Regions from separate parts of the Homo sapiens genome. Here region 2 is linked to region 1. The links are chromatin loops, found by intact Hi-C in ENCODE. Cell type or tissue: gastrocnemius medialis. All regions are shown on one strand. Links, peaks and the distances in the headings refer to the core of each region. The heading gives the core; the rest is flanking DNA.

The links. A loop is a pair of places that touch in the nucleus more often than their neighbours do. Peaks named below come from ENCODE experiments on the same cell type or tissue, not always from the same donor. Only the 100,000 strongest peaks of a DNase experiment are listed, where the experiment ranks them.
Region 2: a loop joins it to region 1, with 4 times the contacts of the local background. A loop is called at or near these places in 10 of 110 quality-filtered maps.

The regions. Positions count from the first base shown.
Region 1 is chr1:59,016,535-59,021,914 of GRCh38, forward strand. It overlaps LINC01358 (long intergenic non-protein coding RNA 1358), which reads left to right and starts at 3,942. Exons shown (of 3, transcript NR_110626.2): 1 at 3,942-4,089; 2 at 4,954-5,043. RefSeq lists enhancers at 3,624-3,673, 3,704-3,813. In gastrocnemius medialis, for the core only: no CTCF peak of the experiment used is centred there; DNase peaks (open chromatin) are centred at 2,507 and 3,857; H3K4me3 peaks cover 1,163 bases; H3K27ac peaks cover 4,813 bases.
Region 2 is chr1:58,969,387-58,974,766 of GRCh38, forward strand. No RefSeq gene overlaps it. Among named protein-coding and RNA genes, the nearest start is that of LINC01358, 48 kb to the right of the region's middle. In gastrocnemius medialis, for the core only: no CTCF peak of the experiment used is centred there; a DNase peak (open chromatin) is centred at 2,475; H3K27ac peaks cover 5,000 bases.

The DNA of each region.
Region 1 (5,380 bases), core at 114-5,113:
GTCTCCCTCTGGGTCTTTGTGTGCCTCTGATGTCTTTTTCTTGCTGTCATGATCTCTTTTCTCTTTGCCCACTTCACTCTCACTCCTATGCAGGTGTCCACCTCTCTCTCTCTCTCCCTCTCTCTCTCTCTCTCTCTCTCTCCCCTCTTGTGTTTAAAAGTGAAACAGCAGGGCCAGGTGTGGTGACTTATGCCTGTAATCCCAGCTACTCAGGAGGCTGAGGCAGGAGAATCACTTGAACCTGGCAGGAGGAGGTTGCAGTGAGCCAAGATCGCACCACTGCACTCCAGCCTGGGCAATAGAGCGAGACTCTATCTCAAAAAATAAAAAATAAAAAGAATAAATAAATAAATAAAAGTGAAACAGCTTTGGGGCTGACTGGAGTTGGATGTAACCTGGAAGTTCTATGATTATACACCCCTTTGAGGGCTAGGATCCAGGTCAGTTTGTTCACCACAGTGTGCCTGACACCTAGCATTAGAGGCCATATTCAGTAGGAACCCGAAATATTGTTGCATAAACACATCGGTTTATATATATATGGGTGAGGAATGTATGCTTGGGAATGCTGAGGGGACCAGCACAGAACCAAAGAACACTGAGCAAGAAGCTACAGTTTTGCTCTAGCTTGGGCCTAAGCTTTAAGAGATGGGTTGAAAAAATTCCTTGAGGTTTTTAGAATGTCCAGCCAAGCTCCCTGTGTGAGAAATCTGACCGAGATTGTGAGTAGAAGCTTCTCTCCGGAATGAAGAGGCTGTGTCTAGAAACACCATCTCTGGGTTTTATCTCTTAGAGACATGAGGACCTGGGGAGCAGGGGGCTCTACAGAAGCCTAATGTTTTAGGAGCATGTAATGCAACATTCCTGACCTCAAGCAATAGTCAGCTCATAAAGATCTTAACTGTAATAGGGGTCCCTCCTCCTATTCTGCTCTGGTTGGTCGCATCAACCTGCACAAGTTCCCACTCTTTAAGCCCTATCCATCTGTTAAATGAAGGGTGCAGGTTAGATGATCCTTAAGGCTCTGCTGCTCTTGGATTTGTGAAATTAGCTAACGGATGAGCTGGGGATTTAAATAGGATTCCATGCCAGGGGCTTTTACCTTCACAGGACAATGGGAAACTAGGCTCTGATTGATTTCATTGCCTGCAGCACTGAATATGTCTGAGTTGCAGGCTGACTCATATAGGCCCTTCTAGAAGAGCTACTGGCCCAGAGAGGACGCTGCCTTCACTCTGAGGGTGGTCACCAGTACATGTGAATATGAGCGTAGAAATCCAGGTCTCTGCAGTGCAAGTGTCCATAATGGGGAAAAAACCACAAATATTTCACAACTCTCAGAAAAATAGTACTTGGTAGCCTATGCATGTTTATATTTCCTCCTTCAAGTGGTCCTCCCGCCTCACAACACACATACATGCATATGACCACAACTAATGCGATCAGGCAGTGTATACCTCCTAAACCACACACGTCCACATGCGCTCTTGCGGACATGCAACATACTTACATGTGTTACTTGGACACATGCCTTTGACATATATAGAGATTCTATGTGTTCCACACACATGCATATCCTGCATATTCAGACATTCCATTTTTGCCCTCACCTACTAGCATGTCCCAATCCCTGGAATGTGGCAAAAGGCAATAAAGGATGCAGATGGAATTAAGGATGCTAATCAGCTGACTTTATCTGAGTGGGCCTATGTAATCACAAGAGTCCTTAAAAGGTGGAGGAAGGAGGCAAAAGAATCAGCATCCAGAAGAATCAATGTCCAAATGTGATGTGAGAAAGACCCCACCAGCCTTGGCTGACTTTGAAGATGAAGGAAGGGGCCATCAACCAAGGAATGCAGGCAGCCTCTAGTTGAAAAGGCTGGAAAATGGATTCTTCCCTAGAGTCTCCAGAAAGCAGTAAAGCCTCCCACTGCCTTGATTTTAGCCCAGTGAGACCTGTGTCCAGCTTCTTACCTCTGGAGCTGTAAGATTATTAATTTGTGTTGTTTTAGGCTGTGAAGTTGTGGTAATTTGTTACAGGAGTGATAGGAAATGAACACCCACAGAATCAGACAGAGTCCCAACCTCATGAGTCTATGGTCTGAGAGAGGAGACAGGCACGAAACCAGGTGATAGACAACAGAGTAAGAGAGGCCGCAAAAACACAAAGGAGGACTCCCCAGCCTACACTTGGGCGTGGAGGGAAGATTTCCTCGTGGAAACTCCATAAAGGCAGGGACCAGTATTGACCCAGGTCTGCAACACTGACCACTATATCTGCACACACCCGATGCCGATAAGTGTTTGCTAGGGGAAGGAAGGAGGGAGAGAGGAAGAAAGGCAAGAGAAAGGCCAAAACTAGGACCCAATAGATAAATAGGATTTGAGGTGGGCGAATACAAGGTGGGGTGAACTGTCCCAGGCAGAAGACCTAGGGCTATTTTGAGAACTAAGTAGAGTTTCCTTTGGCTGGGACACAGTGCCCCACGGGGAACAGGGAAAGATGAGTAGGCAGGGCACAGATCAGGAGGAGCCTTATCAGCTATAATTAGACATTTGGCTCGTATCCTACGTGCAGTTGGTGCATGCTCGCTCTCGCTCGTTCTCTCTGGTTCTGTCTCCCCACCCCCACCCACTTGGGTGATATTTTAACATCTTTTAAATGAAGCATGTTTGTTTGATCTCATTTATGCTAAACAATGCTTATGGAACTATTTCCTCTTGTTCCCCAGGCCATACTCATGTCCCTACCCTTCAGCAATGATTGAGGACCTAGCTCCTCGGTTATCATTTTGGGTAAGATGGGCCCATCCAGTGGACAACAAGCACTGGATCTGTAACCACAGCCATCTGGGTTTGAGTTCATACTCCTTCATTTCCCAGCGAATGCTTAACCTCTTTCATCCCTGGTTTCCCTGTCTGGAAAATGGGTCCAGGACAGTGCCCACCTTAAGGGCTTGTTGTGAGAATCAAAAGAGCTAGTTCATAAAAGTGCTTTGAAAGGGCCAGATGTATCCTGAGTAGTCAATGGCAGTTGTCTACCACAATCGACACTCTTTGTATAGTTATTGTCAACCAGCCATAACTATTGTTACATGTTACATGAGTTTCCATGGCTCTCCAGATCTCCCTACCCTTCTGTACCCACCTCTGCACCCTAGGAGGCCGACCTGCATGGGCCCCATCAATGATCTCCCTTGCCTTCTAGCTCCCAATTGTGCCCAGCCTTTGCAAGTTACCAGCAAGAGATGCAGGGAGTGGCAGGAGAGTGAGGATGGGGGATTTATTCTCCCTGCTCCCTCCTTTTAGGATTTTGCTAGGGCTTGGCTGCTTTCTTCTCATGAAGGCAGCCTCTTTTTGGGGAGCCCTCTCCCTACAACTCCCGTCTTTTTGTTCCAGGAACTGCTCCCTCTTCTTGCCTTTTAAGAGATAGGGAAGGTAATGACTGCCTGCTGTTATAAGCCCCAGAGTTTCCTTTGCATCTAAGTAAATGATCTTTTCCTTAAATTCCCTCCAAGTTACACAGTTTGAGTGTACCATCCATTTTTTGCTAGAACACTGACTGAGACAACTTTTTTTTCAAATACTGGGACTGCTGGCTTCACAGACCGAGACTCCATCCTGATAAGGAAGCCCTTGTCCCTTGTCCCACTGGTTAGCTCTAGAACATTCAGCAAGGTGATCACATTGTCACAAGACCACTTCTTTTTCATTCTGCATGAAACTGAAAATGTCAAGAAAATTTCTGAGTTTAATAGACAACATGATCATACTCCAGACTAGAAAATGAAACCAAAACCAATTGACCTAGGCAGAAAGTTAGGTTGTAACGGGTTTCCTGCAGCCAAAGAGCCATGAGTCACAGCAGCTGGCTCAAGGCTGGGAGGGGAAGTAAAACACTAAATCTAAGGACCACTCTATTCACCCTACAGTGACTGCTCTTTTTCCCTCCTGCCACAGTCCAGGGTAGGAGATACTTCTCCAGGCTCTCACTTATGGGGGCTTTCCTGCTGGCTACATCACTGAAATGGAATCTCCTAGTGGCCCTTCTCCCTCTACAGCTCTGGTGTTACACTGAAAAACTAGAAGGTCAGTCCCTTTTATATTTACCACCATTAAGGTTGCAGGAGCCCAGCATGTCCCCATAGGCCTCCTTCTCCATTCTCCTCTTCCCCTTGTTTTGTGCCTGGTTTGTTTCCTGTCCAAATTGGGTCCTCCTTTTCTAGACCATGAGCTTGCTGAGGTCAGGGAATGAGTCTTCGTATCCTTGGTACCCAGTTCAGAGCCTGCCTTTAGGGAGTGTTTACTCTAGCACTGTGGTTAGGCAAAGAGATGTGAGTTTGAGTCTTGGTTTCCTTAGTCTTTTATCACTCACTTCTCAAATTAAGCCATTTGTATTTTTTTTTCTCTCTCTCTCTTTAGAGACAGGGTCTCACTCTGTCACCCAGGCTGGAGTGCAGTGGTGCAATCATAGCTCACTGCAGCCCTGAACTCCTGGGCTCAAGCCATCCTCCTGCCTCAGCCTCCCAAATAGCTAAGACTACAGGTGCACATCAATGCCTCTGGATAATTTTTTTTTTTAATTTCTGTAGAAACAGGGTTTCACTATGTTGCCCAGTCTGGTCCCAAACTTCTGGTCTCAAGCAGTCCTCCTATCTCAGCCTTCCAAAGTGCTAGGATTATAGGCATGAGCCACTACATTCAGCTACTGCTTGTATCTTCTGATTCTTGTTTTGATACCACTGACCTTAGGTAGGGTATTTTATCTTCCTGAATTTTATTTTTCTATGTGTATAAAGGAGATTAAATTATCCTTCTAATAGGCTTGTTGTGGGGATTAAGTGAAATAGTGTATACAAAGTTCTTAGCATACTTTGAAGCTATTATTTTTATTATTATGCTAGTAAATAAAACTTTCTGGAATTAGAGACTCACATGCCTGTTTGTCTACAGTTTCAAAACAGACAAGGGAAAAAGAGAAACATCAGAAAGTCTGATTAAAGTAGAAGCATCATATTTCTATCAACGTATCCACTGTGCTTGGTAAGTGGCAGTCTCTCGTCCTGTAAGAGACTTGGGCTTTGAAAAGGGCTTTGGATCTCAGATCTGTCGACATGGGCCTTGTCATGAACCTCAGCTTCCTCATCTCCAAAACTGCTATAGGCCAGGCAAGGTGGCTCACGCCTGTAATCCCAGCACTTTGGGAGGCCGAAGCAGTTGGATTGCTTGAACTCAGGAGTTTGAGACCAGCCTGGGCAACATGGTAAAACCCCATCTCTACCAAAAATACAAAAAAAAAAAAAATAGCTGGGTGTGCCCGTGGACACAGCTAACTGGGAGGCAGAGGTGAGAGGATTGCTTAAGCTCGGGAGGTGGAGGC
Region 2 (5,380 bases), core at 276-5,275, 47 kb before region 1:
GCCATTATCCTCAGCAAACTAACACAGGAACAGAAAACCAAACACCACATGTTCTCACTCATAAGTGGGAGCTGAACAATGAGAACACATGGACACAGGGAGGGGAACAACACACACTGGGGCCTGTTGGGGGAGGGGAGTGGGGAAAGCATTAGAGAAAAGAGCTAATGCATGCTAGGGTTAACACCTAGGTGAAGGGTTGATAGGTACCACAAACCACTGTGATACACATTTACTTATGCAACAAACCTGCACATCCTGCACTTATACCCCAGAACTTAAAAGATAAAAAAATTAAAAAATTAAAGCAAACAACAAACAAACAAACAAAAGTGATAATCAGGTGAGAGAATGAGGAAGAGGAATATTGTTTTCTAAATGAATATAATAGTTGGCTTTATTTTACAGTAAACATGTAGTTTCAAAAATATTAAAAACAAAGCACAGACAACTTGACAAATTACCATTTGTTCCACCACCTAGAATTAACTAATTTTTATATTTGTCATATTTGAATTATACATTTGTATGTGTATAAAAATTTTTAAAGTGTTATTAATAAAGCTGTGGTTCTCCTCCAAGAAAAAAGAGAAAAAGACACATGCATGGAAAAGAATCCCAGAGGACCCTTGGGCCCAGATCATTTCAGTCCGGTGTGGCTGGGACAAAAGAGGGAGAAGCCTTAGTTCTTGGGGGAGAAGGAGTCAAGTAGGACTTTACAGGCATACAAAGGTCTGGAGGGGGCCCTTCCAGGTACAGGAAAGAAACCTAGGGGAGCTCATCTGAAGGTCAGGGATGGATGACTTGCTCAAGGTCCCACAGCTAGAAACTGGCAGCCTGAAGATTTGAACTCAGGTCTGTCACATTCTTCTCCACCCCAGCAAATAAACCTGAAGGTGAAAGCTGTGTGATTTGGCTGGAGGGCTATGTCCAGCCTCTTTAAATCCTTCCCATCCCTTAAGGACTAGCCAACTCTTACAAATTCTCAGTAGGCTAATCTAATATCCACTGCTGAGTTCCTAGAAAATATGTGCCTCAATATTGCTCGTTATCTTTTAATGAAGCTATGCTTTTCTCTTCAACAATATAAATACATATAAACATTTATTTCATTTTTAAAAAATAAAATAAAGATTTGTGGTTTTCCACTCTATGTCATGACAATGTTTGGCAAAAGAGATAGGAAGAATGATAAAACCATCTTCATGGGTAGAAATAATTTTAAATTCTGTTTTACTTCCGTCACACACAGCAGGTACTCAATAAATACTTGCAGTGCTGGCCTGGCTAGGCTGTACTTTTTTATGACAGTGTATTAGTCAGATATTGCCACCATCATGCTGGGTAACAAACCACACGAAACTCAGTTGCTTACAACTACAAGCATTTATTTTTCTCACTGAGAGTTGGCTGGATACCTCAGGTTCAAGGTGCAGGCCCAGGGCTTTGGGTCAGTTTGAGTCTGCTTCTTTTGTCTCATTCTGGGGGCCAGGCTGAAAGAACCTCAGACTTGCCCTTTTCATGGTGGTAAATGAGACATGAGACAGGAGCAGAAGCAAGAGATAAGTAGAAACAGATCAAGCTTCTTGAGGTCTCAGCCCAGAACTGTCATGCTGTTGTTTCCACCCCCATAACTTTGCCCAGGGCAAGTCAATGGTCAAGCCCAATATCACTGCACAGGAAGACACATTTGCCCACTCTAGGGGGAGGCACAGCAAAGTCAGATGGCAAAGGGTATAATTCTAAAAGAAACAGAACATGAAGAACTGAAGAAAGATTCTAGGATTTGAAGGTAGACTTGACTTCAAATCTGAATTATCATTTACCTGCTTTGGAGACTAGAGAAATCGCTTAACCTTTTTGCATCTGTCTCCTCATCTGTTCTTACCTCTCTGGGGTGTAATAAGACTATTTCCCATCCTCACTTACTGAGTGCTGACAATGTACCACTCACTGAGCTTAGCATTTTATGAACATCATCACACATAAGACAGGTAAGGTAGGAATCCATCTCCCATTTAATAGATGAGGAAACTGAGATTGATAGATGTTAAGTGACTTGCCCAAAGTCACACAGCTACATTCGAAGTTTCATGCCAGGTCTGTGTCACCTCTACTTAATGTAAATAAGGCGTGTACACTGTCTGCCACATAGAGGGTCCTTGTTTCAGGTGAATTTCTGTATCTTTCCCTCTTAGAGAGTCCTGGAAACTTCTAGGTCGCTGGACTTTTACTTTCTGATGAACTTCACCCAAGCTGATGTGACCAGCTACCATCACCCAAGTTTCAAAGTTCATTGTTGCTTAAAAAAAATAAGGCTATTATTAGCAGCAATCAGAGGGCAATCACATTTCCCAGTCAGGAGTCTTTGGGAGGAAGGTTGTTTGAAGCAATGCCTGGATGGTGTTTGTGGTGCCACATGTCTGGTGTGGAGGCAAATTTCGTAATGGCCATGCCTGTCAGGTGATGCCGAGACCTCTGCTCAGAACAGATATCTTTCCAGTCGGGAGTGGCTGCTCTGACATCGCTGGGGAAGGACAGCTAGCAGCTGCTCTTTTGCAAGACTTGATTCATACAGCATGGAAGATACTAGTAAGAGCAAGTCTTTAGATAAGAGACCTGATTTAAATCAGGGTTGTGCCTCTGACTGGCTGGGTGGCCTTGGCCCCTGGTGATGCTGTTCCCTCTGCCTGCACACCTCCTCAGGGCCAGCTCTCCACCTTAGTGTCACTTCATCTAGGAGATCTTCCCTGACGTTCTCAAGCTAACACACTGGACACCCCCAGGCTCTGCACTTAGATGATCTTAATTGCTTGTTTAATTGGCTGTCTGCTACAGGATAAGTGTTGTTTGAGAACAAGCCCTGATCAATGTTTGCCACTGAAATCCTACTTCCCAGAATGATGTCTAGTGCATAGTAGGCACTGTAGGAACATTTATTTATCTAATGAATTCAGTAATAAACTACTAAAAGCATACTGTTGATTTGTAACCTTTTGGTGGTGGATCCAATATTGTCTGTGCTATGGAAGCCCCTTGGCTCTAAATCCTTGCTAATCAAAGTGTGGTCCTTGGATGGACCTACATCACCTGAGGGCAGCCCAGTAGTTTTAACTGTGCAGATCCTGAAGAGGTACGGGTACTGCTTGAACAGTATACCATTCATTGAGATGGACAGATGATGATCTATTTGTTAAGAAATAAGTTGTCAAAACCTTGCTAGTGACTAGCTTCAAGAGCATGCCAGATGCCCCATGGTCCCCAGGGTGATTTTTTTTTTTTTTTAACTATCTACCAGGAGAAGGGGATGAGCCAGTGCTTATTGTCTAGTCTCACTTCTGGTCTGTGAGGCAGATATCATCATCTCCACTGTATGCAGGAGGAGGGTGAGGTCCAGAGAGATTAAATCACTTGCCCAAGTTCACACAGTTGGGAAGAGGCAGAGTGGGGATATCCCCTTTACATCAAGCTGACTCTCCCAGGAAAGCTACCCTTTTAACTCTGACAGTAAAACCTCTGCCTTATTCCACATTCTGTCCTTAAATCCTCTTCACACAGGAAAAGCTACATTCTCTGAAGCATGTGAATGGGCCCTTCTGGGTCTTCTACTAAATATATACCCCATGGCTCCCTCCATTCTAGCCATGATGGCCTGATTTCTGTCTCTTGAATACACCAGCTGATGCCTGTCCCAGGACCTTTGCAGTTCCTCCTGCCTGCAGAGTGTCCCCAGATCTCCCCATGGTTGCCTGCTTCTCATCATTCAGGTCTCACTCTGTGTCACCTCTTCAGAGAGACTTTCCCTAAACACTCTAGGGAAAGCAGTCCTCCTCCGCCACCAACAAACATTCATTCTCATTCCCATTTTATTTTTTTTCCACATCACTTAATTTATGCTAAATTACCATGGGCATTCATTCAGATGTCTTTTTTTCTCTCCATTAGAGTGGATGTTCTTTGAGGTCAGAGTTCTTGTCTGGTTTTGGTTTGCACTATTCCCAGGCTAGTGAATTGTAAGGATGATTCTAACACATTCTTGTGTTGAGACGTTTTTGTATCCAGTGGATTTATATCAGGGCTTGCATTGGCTTCTTGTCTTCAGAAGGAGAGCAGACCCTTGTCCAAGTGTCCAATCATGCTTCAGGGTGTCAGAGGGGCTCCGATTAGCTGTTCAGGTGGGGTCTTATCAGGGTGCATGCAATTATCCATGCAATTCCTGACCCCAGAAGGAAGTGATCCTTTTCATCATTTGCACCCTGATAGGACCCCACCCAAACAGCTAATCAGAGCCCCTGTGACATCCTGAAGCATGATTGGACACCTGGACAAGGGGTCGGCTCTCCTGCAGACGAGAAGGCAATGCAAGCCCTGACATAAATCCACTGGATACAGTAATGTCTCAACACAAGAATGTCTTAGAATCATCCATACAATTCACCTGAATTTGCCCTTGAGTCTATGCTTTCTGAGGGGAGGGATAGTATCTACTTTCCTTACTGCCAGCACATGTCATCTGCCTACCTCTTTAGAAGGGAGCATCTGGTAAGTATTTGTTCCTTCTCTGACCTCTCTGGGTCTCAGCTGAGAATGTTAACAATGATAGACATAACTTTTGAATGCCATCGTGTTTTTCTCTGCTTGAGTCAGGTACACAAAGGAAAATAAAATTAAACCAGAAAGGAATGGAGGGAACCCATCTTTTCTTTCTGTTTGAGTATGCCAAAGCCCAGACTTGGGATCTTGACCTGGAGGAAGCCACCCAATTGCTGGACTCAGAATGACCTGATTTCTGCTTTTTATAAATAGGAAGTCCCATTGTCCATTTAGGCCTCACCATTGTTGAACTGCCCTGTTATATCCACACCTACTTCTTCTGTGGAACGTCCAAAGTGATACAGAACTCTGTACAACCCACTGAGTGGGCATGGAACCCAGCTGTACACCTCCATTGCTAGTCTTGAATGAGTTAGCTCATAGAGATGGAATTTGCAAACTAGTCTCTGAACATAGTCTGGCTCCTAACAGACCACCTTTCTAAATGATGTGGAGTTCTGAAGCATTTCTTGGACAGTTTGATCCACGTTGAGTGGAGAGGGACAATGGGTTGGTCCTAGAAGGTACTGAGGGCCCACGCTCTGTGAGACACTTTGTATACATGATCTTTAATTCTCACAATAGCCTTTATTATGCTATGCATTTTACAGATGAGGAAGCTGACGCCCAGAGAAGCTAAGTTACTGCCTCACTGCCTCACAGCTAGTAAGCAGCGAAGCCTAATGCTTGGTCTTCCAGTCCAGACTTAAGTTTAGAGCTGAGGAACTCCAGCTTAGATGCTAAGTGGCTTGGCTGAAAGGCCACATCTCATATCCCCCTGATAAGT